5 separate regions of the Homo sapiens genome follow, and all the other regions are linked to region 1. The links are chromatin contacts, found by Hi-C or POLR2A ChIA-PET in ENCODE. All regions are on one chromosome and are shown on one strand. Each heading gives the region's core, a stretch centred on a gene start or an enhancer-like site at or near the end of the contact. The rest is flanking DNA. Distances are from core to core; before and after follow the strand shown. Region 1 holds the start of CCDC141 (coiled-coil domain containing 141). Region 2 holds the start of RBM45 (RNA binding motif protein 45). Region 3 holds the start of CHROMR (cholesterol induced regulator of metabolism RNA). Region 4 holds the start of FKBP7 (FKBP prolyl isomerase 7). Region 5 holds the start of TTN-AS1 (TTN antisense RNA 1).

Region 1 (2,676 bases), core at 82-2,581:
GTCCTTCTATAGTGAACTGTTTTGCTCAGTATCAAGTGCTCTTTTCCTGGTATGAATTTTCACATTACCATAAAATTCACAGCAATTAAGTTAAAGTAAACATGGCTTGCTGTCCATGCTCTAACAAAAGGCCAGAAAAGTCATTCAATTAAACCTGGTGGGGACCTGAAAGTAACTGGTTTGTGACCATCAGCTTGTTTGCCAGCTTTCCCTTCATTAAACACTGAATTATTTAGGTGGAATATCATCTAAAGCCCAAGCCTAGTGCTTGAAAGCTTTTTTTTACAGGGCATTTCCATGGAGAATAAAATCATGGAGTTCTTCTTCAGCCTAAAGATGTGTGGTCATCTTTGCAAATGGGCAAATGGGTTGTCATAAAACATGCAGTAATTGTAAACCCTAAGTGGCTTCTACTTCCTGCTGTTAAGAGCAAATTTGACACAAAGCTTTTGTACCTTTCCTTGCATGGTCTTCGTTACTGGACAAGGATTTAGTAGTTTCTTTACCATGTCAAAACCAGTGTGGCAAAGGGCACATGTCGGAGCCCTTTACTTGGTGTTTTCTGAGTTCCATCGTGCTTAAAGCAGTGCCCTCCCCCTGTCTGTCGGGACCTGCCTCCTCCCACCTCCATCACATCCACTCTCAAAAATCACAAGCATTCCACAGGTCCATTGGACTCTTTAGTCAGGCAATCATGAACTTCCAGTTACCAATGCCTTGCTTTTAAAGACCAAATTGACAGTATATGCTAGAGGTTTTCTTTTCTTTATTTTTCTTTCTTTTCTTTTTTTTTTTTTTTTTAAATCAAGCTGCTATAGATGCTTTCTGGCTGACTGAAAGGAAAGAGAATCTCTGGTAACTGCTGAAACTTGTAGAGGTTTCTCTTAGTAGCCCATTTTAGAAAGCAGTAAGAGTGCTTGCTGCGTTGTCTTCTCTATGCTGTGTCCTGCCGATTGCATGGAATGTTCTTTAGGGTTTTCAACACACAGCTAGAAGCCCACAGCCGCACAGAAAAAAGGAAGTTGTTAGCTTACCTTTATGACAGCTATAACGATTTTGGAGTCCCCAGCCTGCACAGCAACTGAACTGACTGTCGTCGTAGAAAGCGCAACACTAGGACTTCCTTGGCTGGACATGGTACTTTAGAACCAGAGTTTATACTTTGGGCAGCCTCTGGACAGTTGTGTGTCTGCTGGTCATTTCAGAAGGCCAGGGTTACTTGGATTCATTCAGGGAAAGAGCTCAGCTCACACTGATTACTCTGCCAAAAGGAAAGAACAGGAGGTTAAAAATAGACAACCCCATTGAGTTTATCGTGAGAGAGAAAGGAGCGAACGAGAGAGAATTGCCACGCCCCTAGTATGGTGACACTAAGTGCCTGTTATTTTTGCTGTTATCTTAAATGTGGAGGACAGCTTCAAGCTCTTTCCTTATCAGCTGATGTTTGATAACAAATGGAAAAAAAAATTACATCCTGACAACCCAAATTAGTTTTGCCACCGAAACTATGCCATTGTAACCATGGACTTTGAAACAAGTAAGTCTTTGACCTGGTTATCAATCTTTTCAAGATTTTTGAAATCTCTCTGATGCAAAGAGAACTACCAAAGTGTACTTTAAAAAAGTTTTGGTATTTGTCTTGGGGTTAAGTCACAAATTGCTTAAAACACATTTTTAGATTAATCTGCTTTTCTAAAACTTACTGTTCTTTGCTAAATGAAGTTTAGATGGAATAGCCACATTTTCTCAGAGCCTCAGATTTCTTAGGAATTTTTAAAAAATATTTCAACCAGCATTTATAAATAGGTGCCTATCATTTCAGATTTTCTTTGTGACTATTCTGCTCCATTGGACAAGGTTTTCAAGTTCAGTTATTAATACCATGAGAAAGCAAAATACTTTGCTGTTACCTTTTAATTGCAGCAAGAAAATGTTTTCTGTGTGGTTAAAAGTTATTAAGACATATATTTTGCTGCAATTAAAAACAAAAACAAAAAGGAAAGTACTGTGCTTCAGGCTTTTTATTCCCTACCCCCACCTCCTGTTCAGGAAAATTATAGCCAGCTTCAAATCAGTGCCCCACATTGGTAGATTAATCCTATTGCTAGAAACTCAGCCTGTGTCACAAGTTGTCTGTGGTATTAAACAGCAGCTGTTGGATTCCCTGTCAAAGAACAGCTGAAAATAACACTAAAGTTTAGGTCAGAAGTCAGATGCAAACATATCAGAGTTACTAACTCCAAAGCTGCTGGAAGCATTGGAAATCTCTGGGACAAAGCCACAACAGAGAATATAGCAAAAAACAGTTTTAATGAATCCACTTGCTCTGTAAACCTTTTAGCCCAATTTAATAGTAGGTTCAGGTTCAGGGCCAATGTTTAGAAGACTGAGTCAGCTCCATTGCTTTGTTTTGCTAAGGTTCATGATCATATTCTTGATTCAAAGGGGAAAAGTACTTTTACACATACTTCAGTGTTCAATTATTTTTGTTTCCAAGAGCATGTCATGGCTGCTCTGCAGCTGTGTAGCCACCACCCATGTCCTCTGCGCTCAGCATCTGCCTGCTGCCCCAGTGAGATGGAAACCATACCTAGATCCTAGTCCCTATGCAACACGAACTTCACCTGACCCCATGAAGGGAACAATTGGAGCGAGCTCAGGAAAGCAGATGCCGAG
Region 2 (2,676 bases), core at 49-2,548, 940 kb before region 1:
TTCTCTTAGTTCCACAGCTGAGCAGTCCACCCTCACTGCCCTCCAACCCCAGGGTTGCTTGTAGAAGTTGAGTAAATCAACAGATGGAGTTAGTTCTGGGTTTTTTGTTGTTGTTGTTGTTGTTTGAGGTGGAGTCTCGCTCTATCCCCCAGGCTGGAGTGCAGTGGTGCAAACTCTGCTCACTGCAAGCTGTGCCTCCTGGGTTCACACCATTCTCCTGCCTCAGCCTCCTGAGTAGCTGGGACTACAGGTGCCCGCCACCACGCCAAACTAATTTTTTTGTATTTTTTTGGTAGAGACGGGGTTTCACCGTGTTAGCCAGGATGGTCTCGATCTCCTGACCTCGTGATCCGCCCGCCTCGGCCTCCCAAAGTGCTGGGATCACAGACGTGAGCCACTGCGCCTGGCCAAGTTAGTTCTGGTTTTAGTCGTACTTTTTATCTCTATTACTTTGGCTATGCTATAGGCCTCAGTTTCCTCATCTCTAACAAATGACGCTGAAATTGAATGATCTCAAAGCTTCCTTCCAACTCTAATGCTATATAGTTTGAACTCTGTCCTATATTGATCATCTATTGAGCTTATGACCAAGATGGTGACAACTCTCCACTTTGACCAAAACTTAGTTAGGCTCCTTTGAGTCCTCTGCTTGACTAGGCTTGATCTTGGGCTTTCTGTCCTTGTAGAATCCAATTTGAGCAAGAATCCTGCTGAATCAGTGTAGTGAAAATCCTCATTCTTGGTGTCTGACTACCATGGATATCAATCACCCTGGCCTGCCTTCAGCAACTATCCTGTCAAGTTGGTTTAGCCAGAATCCTCCTTAACACTGATGTTCCCTCTTTGTAATTTTCCATCCACTGACCTCCCACCAAGCTTCTTGGTTAGAAATTTGTCCTTATTAGAGTCAAAATTCAGTCCAATCTCTCTCTCCCACTGCAAGACCCCATTGCAGCTGTCCCTGGACCTATCTCCATGGCTCCCTTTGTCAAAGTCGGCCTTCCTGTACCATCTCTAACGAGTGTCATGAATAATTTTTTCTTTAACACTGGAAAGAATCCTTGGCCTTAGGGGTGGGGTAAAGCCAGCGTTGGGAAAGCCTGTGCATTAGGCAGCGCTGTTCTGCCTGCAGGGAACGATTGCACAACTGATAACTTGGGCCTAGGCTCAGCTGGATTTGAGGATTTGAGACTTAGACTGGGTCAGGGTCCCCCGCGTCGCCAGGGGGCGCTGCAGGCCGCTCCCCGGAAGGCCTCATCCTGCGCGGCTGGACAGCGCCTGGCGCCGGACTCCTCTTTCTCCCGGAAGCGGAGCACCGAGCCGGCAAAGGCTTGGGTGTGAGACAGCAGCGGTGGCAGACACCGCAGAAGCAAAGAGCAGTGAGGCTCCTGCATTCGGGTGGAGCACCATGGACGAAGCTGGCAGCTCTGCGAGCGGCGGGGGCTTCCGCCCGGGCGTGGACAGCCTGGACGAACCGCCCAACAGCCGCATCTTCCTTGTGATCAGCAAGTACACACCTGAGTCGGTGCTGAGGGAGCGCTTCTCGCCTTTTGGCGACATCCAGGACATCTGGGTGGTGCGGGACAAGCACACCAAGGAGTCCAAGGGCATTGCTTTCGTCAAGTTCGCCCGCAGCTCACAGGCCTGCAGGGCCATGGAGGAGATGCATGGCCAGTGCCTCGGCCCCAACGACACCAAGCCCATCAAGGTGCGGGTGCCCGGGTCGGGGTGCCCTCGGGGGAAGGAGTGGGCCTCTTGGACCTCCCTTCACCTGCTGCTCTGCCGGGGTGAGGGAGGAGTGGAACATCCGTTCCCGGCAGCTGACCAGACAGCACCTGGCTTGGGGACAGGGGCTGCTTTGAGGAGAGGCTCCCCTCCCACGAAGCTGCGCCGGGTTGCAGGGAAGGGGACGGGATGCGGAGTGTTTGCCCCACGAGAGCGGACCCGGCAGCCGCGGCCACCGGGTGACAGAACAGCAGTGGCTGGGCTTCCCCTCTCCCTCGCCCTCACTAATCCACCAGCTCTTGAGTTCACTGCCAAACTCGTCCTAGCCTACTTTGAGTACTTTTCTGACCTTCCTCTCTCAGATGCCCAGATTTCCATATATAAAAAACGGAAAAACTCTACTTTTCCTCAGGTACAGATGAGGCGTTAACAACTTGACAGAAGTACTTTAAACTGGGGAGGGACCTCTGGTGTTGGACGTTTTCCTAGTACCAGGCGAAAGAATACATGTACAGAAAGAATAAGTGCAGGTGTTTAAAACGGTCACTGTTACATATTCTTCACATTTTGTTATTTTGGAAAATTGTTTTGAATGAGCTCTGTTTCTGAAAGTGTTAATAGCATACATTTGGTTCTTGACCCTTTCTGTTACTGCAACTTTTCTTTGAAAGCAGACCAAAGTAAACTGCCTTAAGAAGAGCCAAATCATTGTGATAATGACACATGGCAGGAAGGATCATTTTGAGGGTTATTTGACATAATATGTGCTGTCAGCACAGTGCCTCACACAGGGTAAGCCCTCAATAATGTCCTTGTTATTGATCAGTAGTAGCCAAGATGTCACAGCTTACTCCCTGTGATCTCAAATCAGGACTCAATCCTGAGAATCTGGCAATTGCTTAAATTGTAGCCTTCGTCTGCCCCATGTAAATAGTTGCTGTGTATGTTATT
Region 3 (2,676 bases), core at 90-2,589, 640 kb before region 1:
CATATTCTCTCCATGTATATCACTCAATATCACACCGTAGAGGCATATAACTGATAATATTGCCTCTGGCCCATGCCAAATTGCAAGTGGTAGATTTTTTTTTTCCTTCCGAATTAAGAAACACAAGATTTACCCCTTTTCTTGGAAAAGTGTTAAGAGTCTAGCACCCCCAATAACTAGGGTCTACAAATGTCTAAAAGTTATTAATCTTGGTCTGTCTTAACTACCAATTCTCTTAATTTGGGTAACCTCAATTTTGTTGTTGTTTTTTTTTTTTTGAGACAGAGTCTCGCGCTGTCGCCCAGGCTGGAGTGCAGTGGCGCCATCTGGGCTCACTGCAATCCCCGCCTCCCGGGTTCAAGCAATTCTCCTGCCTCAGCCTCCCTAGTAGCTGGGATTACATGTGTGCACCATCACACCCAGCTAGTTTTTGTATTTTTATTAGAGACGGGGTTTCATCATGTTGGCCAGGCTGGTCTCGAACTCCTAACCTCAGGTGATCCACCTGCCTCTGCTTCCCAAAGTGCTGAGATTACAGGCGTGAGACACTGCACCTGGCCTGGGTGACCTCAAATTTTTAAATGAAGGGATTGGAGGTAACATCTAGGATTTTATCTAGTTCTGTCTTCTATGATTCAAACCCCAAATTCTCCACTGCAATGACTGCTTCTGGAATAAATATTCCTGGTTGCCTGTCTCTGAAAAAAAGCTCTCACATAAGGCTAATGAGAGGCGAAACTAAGGCAGGATCTCTCCTTTCAAGACCACATAGTCAGGGTTGTTTAATAAGCACACAAAGTAGAGACATATTTACCCATTCACCATGAAAAAACACCCCTATAAAAGGCCCAATACCTGGGCTTAATAGCTTCATTTCTTGTGTGATCTTGCAGTGTACATCAAAAAATTAACAAATAACATCCAGTGACATGATCTTGGCTCACTACAACCTCCGCCTCCCGGGTTCAAGCGATTCTCCTGTCTCAGCCTCCCTAGTAGCTGGGATTACAGGCATGCACCACCACACCCGGCTAATTTTGTATTTTTAGTGGAGATGGGGTTTCTTTCTCCATATTGGTCAGGATGGTCTCTCTCGAACTACCGACCTCAGGTGATCAGCCCGCCTTACGCCTCCCAAAGTGCTGGGATTACAGGCGTGAGCCACCGCCCCTGGCTCCCCCACCGGCAATTTCTAAAATGTATCGGTCTCCTCCCAAGCCCTTGTTCCTTCATCCCCCACCCGGGGCAGATTCAGACAAGCATTTATTTTAGTTCCTAAGCCGCGCGGTGCTCCCAGCTTCCGCGCCTCTGGGCGGCCCACACCCCTCCCCATCCTCTCCTCCGCGCCGCCGTCTTCGTTGCTCTTGGGTGGCCGCGGCGCCCGCTCCCTCTGAATTCGCCGGGCAGGGATACAGCCGCCCGGGGCCTCTTGCTCGTGCTTGGTTTTCCGGACCTTGCTTCCTAAAGGGTCTTTAGGGGTTCCCGGACTCCTCCGCCTGGGAGCCTCTATCCGCCTGGGAGCCTCTATGCGCCCCGCAAAGCCCCCGGCAGAGCCGAGGGGAGGCTTCATTGGCGACCTGGTGGGGCCTCGCGGCCCTGCTCCCTGACGTCAGCGCCGCCGCGGTGATTTAACAGCTTTTGTTTTGGGCAGAAGAACCTATGGGCACAAAAAGCAGGAACGAGTAGCGGTGGCTGAAGAACGAGCAGGAGCTTGAATTTCAGTTTTCTTATGAGGAATTTTCCAGAAAAGATATCTTCACTGTGAAATAACTAAATAAATGCCCACTCAGTACAGTAAGTATTGATATCGTCCTATAGCATTTGGCTAGAAAGTGGTGTCAATAGGGTTTTTCCTTCAGACTTTGCAATACTGTTCAGAAGGGCCAATGCCAATCCTTCTGTGAGGAAGTTTTTTTCTTCCTAAATATGTTAATTGCCTCAACTTGGACTAACGGTCACACTTGTGAATATGAGTGTAAGAAACAGTTTATTTCTCACATGTATGAAAAGGAAATTTTCTTTCATCTATCTCAGGCCCCTATTCAGCGTAAAATCAAGATTATTTAACTTGCAAGATTAAACAACGACCTTATTTCAAATGAAATAAAATTCAGTCTGATCAGAAACCCCTTGGAGCAGTTTATATTAACCTAATTATCTTTTTACTGCAGTAAGTTAATTGAGGATTATGGAATGCATCTAAAAAGCAGTTATATTTACAGGTCCCAAAATTAAATGCTAAGGAAAAGCATTTCTGCAAACCCAGGTAGTACGGACAAACCGAAGGGAGTTTTATTCTGTCAAGTTTTACTCTAAATTCAATCGTTGATCAGCTAGATCTCGGCTTGGTTATTCTTGGAGGAGCTGCCTTGCAAATGATTCCACTCTGAGCTCGCCGGCCACAGTAGCGTGAAATGGATGGCAGTCAGTTTCCTCTTCCTAAGACTGGGTGTGGTTTCTCTGGGCAGACTACACAGTGGCGACTCTGGCGGGATTTGAGGAGCCTGGAGAGGCCCACCACGTGTGTGTCTCCCCCTAGTGACCAACGGGCTGAAGTTCCTGTGGTTAAAGGCAATTGCTGATTTTGTCATTAGCAGGAAGGTGAAGCTCAACGACCTCCTGCGTGTACAGCACCATTCTAGAAGCTGGATGTGTTTAAAGATATGATGCAATATG
Region 4 (2,676 bases), core at 127-2,626, 570 kb before region 1:
AAGCAATACTTAAGTAAACTGATTTCAAGAAATCAAACTTGAAAATACAGCTGGGCATTTAAAATTGGAGTCCTCTCTAACCATCATTCCCATATAATCACTCTTTCTAAAACCCTTAATGGGGTGTTTGACTCAAACTTCCCTATAATCACCAGAAAGAAGTATGATTTGCCCAAAGTTAATCATTAACAGCCATCTCATTTTTTAAAATTGTTATCTTTACAAAAACTATTCAACAGTTAACTTTTTAATGGGTCTCCAGCCCCTAACTAGGTGCATGGCTTGTACAAAGAACTCATTTAACTCCCTGGGTTTGTTGTAAAAAAATGATAGGGCAGTTTTAGCCTCAAAAAGTCATTTTAATAGTAATTTAAAATGGTATATTTTCTTATTAAATTCTAATGATATAATTTATTAAATTCTTATTAAATTATAAAATTGTATAAATTCTTATTAAATTTCTCTATTTTATTCTAAATGGATGGAACTGTTTTTCCCAGTCCTATCTTTACAGGGTAAAGAAAAGATTCTCCCTCTGAGTAATAAGCCATCAATTAAATCAGAGTAGGCACCAGGTGGAATGAGGGAGCAGGGCCCACCAGAAGTCACCAGGGAAGTAACTGTTTTTCTTGATAGAAAGTGGCCACAACCTATAAAAATCGTGCTTCTGAAGGCCAGAATTAAATCTCTTTATTCCATGTATTCCTCCGTAAAGACTCAATACTTCTGGCAAGGGAAAAATGTGAACATCCTTATAGGCAGAACCTTGATTTAATTCTGGAGGTCCCAAGGGTAATGGTGGTGGTTGATGTGTGTGTGGATGTATCGTATTTTTGATAATTTATTGCCACAACATTTTCAATACTTTAAATAAAAATATTCAGTTTATTAGAGAAACACTGCCATATAATGTGATTTTTTTTAATGAATAAAGGGCTCAACTTTTACCGTTAAAAAATAAAACCCCAACCAACCAACCAATGAGGCTTCCGCTTGGTGGAGGCAGGCAAGATTTTGTGCAACTGGACGCACGGGCAGCTCGCAGCATTTCCTACCTGCAGTAGAATTTCGAGCCGTCTTTAGCCAGGTAGCCGTCATAATGGGCATTTAGTAGGTCTCCCTTCTTGCTTGTCTTAGAGCAGTTTTCTGGACGATGCAAAACTTCTATTTTCACTTCTTCGGTGCTCTCCTCTTTCTTTTGTCTCTGAGCAGTAAAAAGGCCCCACAGATAAAAGAAAACAATGAATCTGAATAAGAAATGCATGGTTTTTGGCATCGGCTCCAGCAGAACACTGCTCTCCCTCCCGCGTGTCACTCGCGCCCCGTGGATGTCCCGCGGCCGAGTTCCGACGCGTGGCAGGCGTTGTCCTGCGTCACAAAGGGCCGGGGCGGGGCCATAGATGCGGCCCCGCCCTCTCATGGCCCCAACCCCTCCGCCTCCCGCAGCGGGCTCAGCGCGGTTAACGCTGTTTCTAGGCCCTCGGGCTGGCTGTCCTCAGTCTTTAAGATCGCAACGCACACTCGCTCCGCTTCTTCTCGCTAAACCCGCGTATTTTACAGCAGGTTTCCTCAGGGTTCGGTGACAACATTCGCATTTTCTAAAATGAAACTGGCATAAGACGAAATAAACAGCCTGGGATGTCGTAGAGTCAGGGAATATGGTTGTCATTTCTGGAAGCAAAAGGCTTCTAAGACCCCTAGGGAACGAGCAGATAGATACTGGGGGGAGGGAGAGGCATGCTGGAAAAGGAGCGTAAAAAATAGGCTGGCGGTGGCTTTCTGGGTGCTTCGGAGGTGTCCTTGAAGCGCATTCTCAGGTCGGAATCTTGCATTCAGAGGTTCCAGGCTGAGTCGCACAACCTGAAGGCCAGCCCGATGCAACGAAACTGCGGTACCGCAACTCCTCTGCCTGGCTGCAGGCGTTTCCGAGAGCCGACCTCCACAATTCAGCATCCTCCGCTGGCTTGCATTTCTTTTCCCCGCCACTCGGGGCCGCCCTTGATTCGAGGGCCTCTGGTAGTGCGGGGAATGTTCTTTTGACTTTTTTGTACCATCCCATGGGATACGTAATTGTCCACATCAGTCAAGAAAACTTGAGTATTGGGCATGTTGTCCCAATCTCACAGCTAATACGCAGCAGGGATTTGGTCAAATCTGTGTGACAACACCACTTCACCACCAATTTTAGTATGAAAACCTTTAAAATACACAGAAAGTTGAATTCTACAGTAAACTCTCCTACACCCACCATCTGGATCCTGTCATTGAACTATATTATATTTATTACATATCCATCCATCACTCTATCCATCCATCAATTCGCCTTGTTTCCAAGTGAATACCCAAAGACTACCCAAACCAGAAAACCAGCAAAGGCCTTCTGCATTCGCCTGGATTAAGTTCTGGGAGTAGAGGTGCTATTCTACCTCGGTGATGCGAAGAAAAGCCGCAGCACTGAGCCTGATTGATGTGCTTTGCTTAAAGTTTGCAAAATTCCATAAACCTGAAAATTACTGTCGATTATGCAAGATGACAATTGCGTCCAAGCAGGAGTTTCAAAAATCATAAAAGCTAGGGGGAAGTCCCCATTTCTAGACTAAAATTCCGAAGTCGAGTTCCATGTTTTATATTCTAAATAAAATTGTGGCTATCCAAGGTTATCGGCGTGATGACAGT
Region 5 (2,676 bases), core at 59-2,558, 530 kb before region 1:
TTCCACGTGGCTGGGAAGGCCTCACAATCATGGCGAAGGCAAGGAGGAGCAAGTCACATCTTACGTGGTGTCAGGGAAGAGAGAAATGAGAACCAAACAAAAGGGGTTTCCCCTTATAAAACCGTCAGATCTTGTAAGACTTATTCACTACCATGATAACAGTATGGGGGAAACGGCTCCCATGATTCAATTATCTCCTACCAGGTCCCTCTCACAAGGTGGAAATTATGCGAGCTACAATTCAAGATGAGATTTGAGTGAGGACACAGCCAAACCGTATCAGCATGTACGTATAAGAAAAATCATGGCCAGGCGTGGTGGCTCACGCCTGTAATCCCAACACTTTGGGAGGCCGAGGTGGGCAGATCACGAGGTCAGGAGATCCAGACCATCCTGGCTAACAAGGTGAAACTCTGTCTCTACTAAAAACAAAAAATTAGCCTGGCGTGGTGGCAGGCGCCTGTAGTCCCAGCTACTTGGGAGGCTGAGGCCAGAGAATGGCGTGAACCCGGGAGGCGGAGCTTGCAGTGAGCCGAGATTGCGCCACTGCACTCCAGCCTGGGTGACGAGTGAGACTCCGTCTCAAAAAAAAAAAAAAAAAAAAAAAAGGAAAAATCATAGTATTTGTAGGATTCAGTACTATCCACAGTTTCAGGATTCCACTGGGGGATCTTGGGACAGGTTGCCCAAGAATAAAGGTGGCCTGCCGTACATCTAATGAGTACCAGTGAGACCTAGGCTAGGTCCCCTCTAAAGTGCTGCTTCTCTAGTCCCTAGCTTCAATATTCTGTACTGTGGTCCCTAACAGAATAATGATTGCTGGTATTTATTGGGTGCTCTGCTAAGCGCTGTTCTGAGTTTTACAAGTAGTAACTTGTCTAATCGTCACAATAATACTGTGAGGTTGCTGCTGTTATTCTCATTTTATGGACGAGAATGTCAAAGAATGGAGAAGTTGGGTAACCTGCCCCAGGTGAAGTAAGTTAGTAAACAGCAGTTCCTAGATTTGAGCGGGGCCCTCAGGGTTTTGAATGCAGACATGTAATTGCAACATGATTCGGCTGATCATGTAGCCAGGGTGTGGGGTTTATAAAATAGACGTGAATAAAAAAAAGGGGCAGGATGACAGTGAAGCTTGCTCATGGGTTTTGTGGAGGGCGTAGATTGGAACCAAAAAGCACGCCTCGGCTTGGTGCTCCCTGTCGCCCTCTGTTGACATGGGGAGAGAAGAGCGGGTCTGACTCGGAAATGACGCCATAATGCTGAGGAACCACTCCTGGCGTTGCGGAAGGTGGGGTGTGGGGCCGGAAGACCCTCCCCCCGCGTCTTCAGAGGAGCGCTGTTTCTGGAGGAGTTAGGGGAAGGAGGCTGCCTGGTAAGCCAGGAAAGGGGCTTCTGGCCGTTCTGTTGGAGCGCCTCTGACTGACTTCCCCCATGTGTCCGTGTGGCCACACCGTGCTACTTTCAGAGGCAGTGGGCTTTTCGCTAAGGGATAAAAAGAAGTAAAACCTTGCCTTTAGCGCAGCTCTCCTTCACTGGGCAGATTGCTCTCCCTCCCCACTCTCCCAGGCCCAAATTGGATCTCAGCGCCTGGGAGCTCCAACTTTAGCAAGTGCGAAATCCTGTCTTCGGTTTTGGAATTTTCATCCGCACAGACTATATCAGCCACGGATAGGATATGTGAGAATACCAGCATGTCAAGGCTGGGAATCATCCTTAGGCATCACCTAGCCAGTCCTGCCTCTCATTTTAAGGTAAGAATAGGCATTTAACATTGTAAGATGATGTAGTGGGTTCTGTTGGCATCACTTAGATGCCCAGGAAATGTGTATTCTTCCATCGATTTCTCGATTGTTCACTGTTTGGCTGCGTTAGTCCACGGAGAATTGTCCTGGCCAACAGGCACCCCTCTTCACTTGGGAAGGTTTATTTCCCTCTTCCATCCCTCCTCAGCCCCTCAGCTTATAGCCTGTAGCCATTGACTGGTTGGTAAGGGGGTACAAAATGTCAGCCCCCTTGCTCCTAGATGGAACCAACTCTGTGGTACGATTGAAGCTCCCTGTGAGATCTGGCTGAGGCTTCTGCTGAGACCACATTCGTGCTCAGCTTGCTTCCTCTGCCCTATCTGCTGGCTGCCCCATTCCCTTTTTCCCTGAGAGTAATAATCCCTCAAAGAATTTCTGAGACAAGAATCCCCGTCTCAGGCTCTGCTTTTAGGGAATCTGACTTAAGACGGAAAACTTGCTGAATAAATTAATGAAGACCCAGGATTTTTCTCTGGAGAATGAAAACTGACAGTACATTTGCTTCAGCTTTGGTCACCTGTACCTACATTAAGGAGGTGAATTTAGGCAAATAACATCATAGGCTTATAATTATGATTAACAAATTGAAGTGGACAAATACAGATATTTTTGGCATTATTTTATTACCAAGTCTAGATCAGTTGTTTAAAAAGCATAGTAGAATGACACTATTTAAAATAGTGTCAGTCTTCCATATACTGTCATTCTACCATGCTTTTAAAACAACTGATCTAGACTTGGGAATAAAATAGTTCTTTAGTTCTGAGGTCCTTTATTTGTTCTGTCTCAATTTGGAGCTGCAGTAGCCAATATGGACTCAGATTCACAACTGATCATTTTCCCTGAAGTTGTCCTTTTCCGTTCACTATGC

The links. Hi-C counts contacts between places; a loop is a spot of excess contacts on that map. ChIA-PET counts read pairs that join two places held with the same protein, here RNA polymerase II (POLR2A). Pooled maps may share reads with other maps.
Region 2: a map of naive thymus-derived CD4-positive, alpha-beta T cell shows a loop between it and region 1 (3-fold over the local background). The contact joins the promoter of RBM45 here to the promoter of CCDC141 in region 1. A Hi-C loop is called at or near these places in 1 of 168 maps with a recorded cell type or tissue (naive thymus-derived CD4-positive, alpha-beta T cell) and 8 of 50 pooled maps.
Region 3: a loop to region 1 is called in a pooled map, with 5 times the contacts of the local background. The contact joins the promoter of CHROMR here to the promoter of CCDC141 in region 1. A Hi-C loop is called at or near these places in 7 of 37 single-sample maps with no recorded cell type and 9 of 50 pooled maps.
Region 4: a loop to region 1 is called in a pooled map, with 4 times the contacts of the local background. The contact joins the promoter of FKBP7 here to the promoter of CCDC141 in region 1. A Hi-C loop is called at or near these places in 4 of 37 single-sample maps with no recorded cell type and 8 of 50 pooled maps. POLR2A ChIA-PET finds 5 or more read pairs at or near these places in 1 of 52 experiments (activated T-cell).
Region 5: a map with no recorded cell type shows a loop between it and region 1 (2.7-fold over the local background). The contact joins the promoter of TTN-AS1 here to the promoter of CCDC141 in region 1. A Hi-C loop is called at or near these places in 2 of 37 single-sample maps with no recorded cell type and 4 of 50 pooled maps.

What each region holds. Positions count from the first base shown.
Region 1 is chr2:179,048,806-179,051,481 of GRCh38, forward strand. CCDC141 (coiled-coil domain containing 141) reads right to left here and starts at 1,332. Exons shown (of 24, transcript NM_173648.4): 1 at 1,035-1,332. The coding sequence starts at 1,136. RefSeq lists enhancers at 829-878, 1,069-1,318, 1,329-1,408.
Region 2 is chr2:178,111,139-178,113,814 of GRCh38, forward strand. RBM45 (RNA binding motif protein 45) reads left to right here and starts at 1,299. Exons shown (of 10, transcript NM_152945.4): 1 at 1,299-1,708. The coding sequence starts at 1,409. RefSeq lists an enhancer at 1,335-1,504.
Region 3 is chr2:178,412,320-178,414,995 of GRCh38, forward strand. It overlaps CHROMR (cholesterol induced regulator of metabolism RNA), which reads left to right and starts at 1,340. Exons shown (of 5, transcript NR_110204.1): 1 at 1,340-1,794. RefSeq lists enhancers at 1,104-1,679, 1,509-1,708, 2,210-2,469, 2,257-2,676.
Region 4 is chr2:178,477,224-178,479,899 of GRCh38, forward strand. It overlaps FKBP7 (FKBP prolyl isomerase 7), which reads right to left and starts at 1,377. Exons shown (of 4, transcript NM_181342.3): 1 at 1,056-1,377. The coding sequence starts at 1,276.
Region 5 is chr2:178,521,883-178,524,558 of GRCh38, forward strand. TTN-AS1 (TTN antisense RNA 1) reads left to right here and starts at 1,309. Exons shown (of 7, transcript NR_038271.1): 1 at 1,309-1,754. RefSeq lists enhancers at 998-1,510, 1,187-1,336.